2 separate regions of the Homo sapiens genome follow, and region 2 is linked to region 1. Evidence: read pairs that join two places in POLR2A ChIA-PET (ENCODE). Cell type or tissue: PC-9. All regions are shown on one strand. Each heading gives the region's core, and the rest is flanking DNA. Links, peaks and the distances in the headings are about the cores only. Region 1 overlaps FAM53A (family with sequence similarity 53 member A). Region 2 has its middle 100 kb from the start of FAM53A.

Region 1 (2,893 bases), core at 285-2,784:
TCCGGTAGCTGAGTTAACCCACCTCAGGTGCTGGAGGCCCTCCAGCTGTCAGCTGGGGTCCGTGCACCCCCCAGACTGCCTGGAGGGCTTCGCACACAGTTTGAAAGGCCTCTGCGCTTTGGAGCCCAATTTGGAACTTGAAGGCTTGACCTTTGTGTTTTGGACAACTGTTTTGTGTTTAACCTCAGATGGAAGTGACCATCCAACCAGAGTGATGGTAGCAGGAGCTGGGACGGAGCCCCGGGGCTGGCGCCCAGGGACAGGGGGCGCGAGGCGGATGGGTGGCGCAGTCCAGGCCAGCATCGGCCCCGTGGGCCTCGGTTTCCACCGTCTCTACAGCGTGGGTGGCCCCTTCAGTTCCGTGTGGCCTTCGCTAGCGCTGTTGGGCGCTGAGCTGTACAGCTGCCGTGTCTGTGGGCAGAAGTTTTTTCTCCTGCACCGACTGTGTCGTCCAGAGGCGTTCAGAGCCTGCTGTTTTCACGCTCTAGCCGCACAGCTGTGCCCGCGAGTGCGAGTCCCGCGTCCGAGGCCTCGGCGTGAGCTTACAGCATCTGTCGGGTCCGAGCAGTCAGTCCAGAGGGTCGACTCTGAATGAAAACAAAACGCCGTGGTTTGAAATGGAAGGAAACCTGGCCCCTGAAGGTGCGTAGCGTCCCCGCCACCCCGGTGCGTGTGTAGTGCAGCCTGGTGGTGCTGTGGATTGGAGGCCATCCTGTGTGGGCAGCACGGCAGCCAGAGTCTGCAAGGTCACGGGTGACACCAGACCGAGCTGGTGAGACCCGGACCTCCACGCCATCCAGCAGGGGCCCAGCAGACCAGCCACATCCTCATGCCGGGCCTGGGGCTTGTACGGACAAGTGATGTCCATGGGCAAATTCACTTTGATTTGAATGAAAAATAAGTTATGCATCCCTATTTTGTGACCAAAACATGTGGCCAGTTGTATCTTTAAAGATTTGAGTGGGGCTGGGCGTGGTGGCTCATGCTTGTAATCCCAGCACTTTGGGAGGCTGAGGCGGGAGGATTGTTTGAGCCCAGGAGTTTGAGACCAGCCTGGTCAACAAAGCGAGACCCCATCGCTACAGAAAATACAAAAATTAGACCGGCATGATGGTATGTACCTGTTGTCTCAGCCACTTGAGAGGCTGAGGTGGGAGAATTGCTTGAGCCCGGGAGGTCGAGGCTGCAGTGAGCTATGATTGCACCTCTGCACTCCAGCCTGGGAAACAGAGCAAGACCCTGTCTCAAAAAAAAAAAAAAAAATTATTCTTTAGAATTTTACTTCTCAGTGATTCACTTTTTATAGTAGAACCACAAAGACAGAAAATATGTCAATTCGTCTTTTGTCTATTTATTTATTTTTTTGAGACAGAGTCTCACTCTGTCTCCCAGGCTGGAGTGCAGTGGCCCAATCTCGGCTCACTGCAAGCTCCGCCTCCCGGGTTCACGCCATTCTCCTGCCTCAGCCTCCCGAGTAGCTGGGACTACAGGCGCCCGCCACCACGCCTGGTTAATTTTTTGTATTTTTAGTAGAGACGGGGCTTCACCGTGTTAGCCAGGATGGTCTTGATCTCCTGACCTCGTGATCCGCCCGCCCCGGCCTCCCAAAGTGCTGGGATTACAGGTGTGAGCCACCATGCCTGGCGTCAATTTGTCTTTTAGAGCCCAATAATATCCTTAGAAAAAAGGAGCTCTGTCCCCGAGGGCCATGTGCTTTTATAAAAATCAGTCGCTGGAAGTGTTTCCAGGAAGTGTTTGAGGTTCCCGTCTGTGGGGTGTTTCCTTGCTCTGGACGAAGGTGATTTGGGGAGTTTCTTGGGTCCTGTGGAATTGGTGAGCTTGTGCTCTAGGTCATAACTTTAGGTGGCCGAGGGTGCTGTGTCAGTGTGGCCTTGTCATCGGCATCATGGCGCCCCTGTGCCCTGCAGGCGTGGCCAGTGGCACCCACGTGCCCTCACAAGCCTGAGCCACGAGGTGAGGCGTCTGAAGCCAGCGTGGTGTGGTCGAGGAGGGGAGCCTTGACCCTGAGGAGGCCTGGAGGTGACCCGGCAGGTGGGGCTGGGTAGGAAGGCTGCTCCCAGTGGCAGTGGACGAGTGGCATGGACGGCGCTGGGCACCACAGACGGGGGACTTGAGGCAAGGACTGGGAGGTGGCGGGGGGTGGGGGCCCGGGAGTGCTGAGGGGCTGGTGCCCTGGTCGTGGCCATGGACTCGTGCCCCAGCTGGACACACCTGCTGGGTCTCAGGGCCCTGGAGACGCCCAAGAGAGCACGCCTGGGTGGATGGAGACTGTTTGCAGCTCAGAGTGCTCTGGTTGGGGGGTGCAGCCTGGGGGGACCCCCTATTCCTAACAGGCCTTGGGAAGGGAGGCTACTGAGTGAGATATAGCCGGGGGGCAGAGTGAGAAGGGGGTGGTGGCGGCACCTCCGGAGGGCAGAGGGAGGGCCGGAGCCTGGCACTCAGGGACCTGCTGTGGACAGGCCTGGGCGTGGCATGGGGGTACTGGAAGCTACTCGCCTGGGATGAGGGCGGGCCTTGCCCAGGGGAGACCCCTGTGTGTGCACCTGTTTGTCGCACGTATTTTGAGATGAGAAGGATTTGCATGTGTTTCTATTAGAGTAACTATTAGGGGAGGAGGTGCAAGGACAGAGAAGGTGGGAGCTGCGTCTGGTGGGCCCCTGAGGACACCGACGAGGTGGGGTTCCAGGGGCCTTATGGGGGCAGGTGGAGGAGAGACAGAGCCACCACAGGGCCTCAGAGGTGGCTGTGAGGTGCTTGCTGAGAGCGGCCCTGGGTGGGGCTGTTGTCAGAAGTGGAGGCACAAGGCACCCTCTCTGGACAGGCCACCTGCCAAGGACAAGACTGGGATAAGGCTGTCACCTGTGAGCCCTGG
Region 2 (2,893 bases), core at 260-2,759, 62 kb after region 1:
CTTTGTTTAGGCTCCTAAGAGCCAACTAGCAGTGAGTTTGCCCTATCACCCAGGTTCTTGACAGGATGTTAATTCTCATGACCAAGAAAGAGTCGTCAAATCAATGCATTCTTGCTCATCCAGGCTGATCCCTTCATCTGGGACCTAGAAATCCAATCCCAAGGTTTTTCTCTGGATCCTGCCTATATATGTAGCTATTTTTTGTTTTGCTTTAGTTGAGACAGGGTCTCACTCTGTTGCCCATGTTGGAGTGCAGTGGGGAACATAGTTCATGGCAGACTCGACCTCCTGGGCTCCAGTGATCCTCCTGTCTCACCCTCTCTAGTAGCTAGGACTACAGATGTGCGCCACCACACACCTGGCTAATTTTTGTTTTTGTAGAGATGGGGTCTCACCATTTTGCCCAGGCTGGTCTTGAACTCCTGGGCTCAAGAGCTCCTCCCGCCTCGGCCTCCCAAAGTGCTGAGATCGCAGGCGGGAGAGGACTGATCTCGGGCTGGGTGGCTCTCTGAGGCCAAGGTCAGCCTCCAAATGGGGTCTCAGCCAGGGCCGCCAGCCTCCTCCTGGTCTTCCCAGCCTGGGTGCAGGGTGCAGGGCCTCCCGTCCACTCTCTCTTGGGTCTGTGTAGGTGGCATACATGGCACTGGCTCACTCCCTGCCCTTCTGGTCTTTCCCCGCGGGGTGGTGGTGACGTCCGTGGCAGGGAGGGGAGTGTCGTTCAGCTGGGTCCAGGAGGAACGCCGTGGACTCTGTCCAGCCCTGCTAGGCAGCATGCCCTGATGGCCGTGGCCTGGCTGGAGTATAGGTCACAGAGCATCTGCCCTGCCACACTGCCCCCACGGCAGGGACCCTTCTTATCATATCAGTAGTAAACGCTGAAACGTGACATGAGAATGGCGTCTCCTTGCTGTCCTAAAGCTCATTTCTTGGATTGCTGACAAGGTTCGGCTGTTTGCCATGTGCTGCCTTCAAGTAGTCAAGGAGCTCTGTGTGGCTGATGTAAAGAAATTTTGGGTGGGGAGTGATGGCTCACACCTGTAATCCCAGCACTTTGGGAGGCCAAGGCAGGAGGATCACTTGAGCTCAGGAGTTGGAGGAGGCTGCAGTGAGCTGTGATCACACCACTGCACTCACACCCAGATGACAGAGCAAGACCCTATATCAAAAAAAAAAAATGCTGGGCATGGTGGCTCAAGCCTGTAATCCCAGCACTTTGGGAGGATGAGGAGGGCAGATCACCTGAGGTCAGGAGTTCGAGACCAGCCAGGGCAACATGGAGAAACCCTGTCTCTACTAAAAATATAAAAATTAGCTGGGTATGGTGGCGGGTGCCTGTAATCCCAGTTACTTGGGAGCCTGGGCAGGAGAATTGCTTGAACCCAGAGGCAGAGGTCGCAGTGAGCCAAGACTGCCCCATTGCACTCCAGCCTGGGCGACAAGAGCAAAGCTCTGTCTTAAAAACAAAACAAAACAAAAAAAGATATTTGGCCTGCTTAGAAACACATACATGTCTTAAAAGTCTAATTGGGTTTTGCCAGTAATATTCCAGATATGCAGGACCACGAGGAAGAGAAAATTCAGGTAACAGTTAAATATTTAAGAAAATGACCGATTTCTAGAACATTTGGAGAAAATTGGAAACTCAAAATTGGTTTTGTCTTTAACTTCTACTTCTGTAAGGGAGGGGACATTATGATGAAAGTCTGGTCTGAGCAACTGTGGCATGCAAGACCACAGGAGGCGAGGCCAGGGTGAGGGGCGGGGCCTGGGCCGCAGGCGGGGCCCTGAGCAGAGGTGGGGCTCTGAGTGGGAAGCGGGGCCCTGAGTGGAGGCGGGACCTGGGTGAGAGGCGGTGCCTGGGTGGGAGGCGGGGCCCTGAGTGGGAGCCGTGGCCCAGGTTAGAGGGGGGGCCTGGGTGGGAGGCGGGGCCCTGAGTGGAGGCGGGGCCTGGGTGAGAGGCGGTGCCTGGGTGGGAGGCGGGGCCCTGAGTGGGAGCCGTGGCCCAGGTTAGAGGGGGGGCCTGGGTGGGAGGCGGGGCCCTGAGTGGAGGCGGGGCCTGGGTGAGAGGCGGTGCCTGGGTGGGAGGCGGGGCCCTGAGTGGGAGCCGTGGCCCAGGTTAGAGGGGGGGCCTGGGTGGGAGGCGGGGCCCTGAGTGGAGGCGGGGCCTGGGTGAGAGGCGGTGCCTGGGTGGGAGGCGGGGCCCTGAGTGGGAGCCGTGGCCCAGGTTAGAGGGGGGGACCTGGGTGGGAGGCGGGGCCTTGAGTGGGAGGCGGGGCCTGGGTGGGAGGCGGGGCCTTGAGTGGGAGGCGGGGACCTGGACGGGAGGCAGGACCTGGGAGGGAGGGAGGGCTCGGGCAGGAGGCGGGTCCCTGAGCGGGAGGCAGGGTCCTCAGTGGGAGGCGTGGCCTGGGCGGGAGGCGGGGCCCTGAGTTGGGGGCAGGGCCTGGGCAGGAGGCAGGGCCTAGGCGGGAGGTGGGGCCCGAGGTAGGAGGCGGGGCCTAGGGCGGGAGGTGGGGCCCGGCTCCCTGAGTGGAGGCGGGGTCCGGGCGGGAGGCGGGTGGGGTCTGGGGCTCCGTGCACCCCGCGCCGGGGATGCTTTCTCCCTAGCTTGTTGCGCCGTCCGGTTCTGCCCCAGCCTTAGATCTCAGCTCTGAGCTGCCCTCACATCCCTGCAGATCTTTTCTGGCCACACTGGTGGCCCGCGGGGTATGGCTGCTTCCGTCTCGCGGCGTTGGCCTCCCTGACTGGCCGCCGGTGTAGGGCGCCGTGGGCGGGGTCCCTGGGGCGAGGCTGCCTGGCCTCCGCGGTTGGTTCGGCGGCCGCGGGGCTGCAGCTCCCGGCTCGCACTCCATCATCGACGGATGACAGCGGGAACGGTGGGAGTTCATTACAG

The links. Peaks named below come from ENCODE experiments on the same cell type or tissue, not always from the same donor. Only the 100,000 strongest peaks of a DNase experiment are listed, where the experiment ranks them.
Region 2: POLR2A ChIA-PET joins it to region 1 with 21 read pairs; 2 of 35 experiments call an interaction of 5 or more read pairs at or near these places.

What each region holds. Positions count from the first base shown.
Region 1 is chr4:1,641,938-1,644,830 of GRCh38, reverse strand. All of the region lies in intron 4 of FAM53A (family with sequence similarity 53 member A), which reads left to right. Among named protein-coding and RNA genes, the nearest start is that of FAM53A, 41 kb to the left of the region's middle. In PC-9, for the core only: no CTCF peak of the experiment used is centred there; no DNase peak of the experiment used is centred there; H3K27me3 peaks cover 209 bases.
Region 2 is chr4:1,580,177-1,583,069 of GRCh38, reverse strand. It overlaps a transcript of FAM53A not described here. Among named protein-coding and RNA genes, the nearest start is that of FAM53A, 100 kb to the left of the region's middle. RefSeq lists silencers at 1,706-1,865, 1,682-1,908, 2,282-2,491, 2,672-2,731. In PC-9, for the core only: no CTCF peak of the experiment used is centred there; DNase peaks (open chromatin) are centred at 1,759 and 2,389; H3K4me3 peaks cover 313 bases.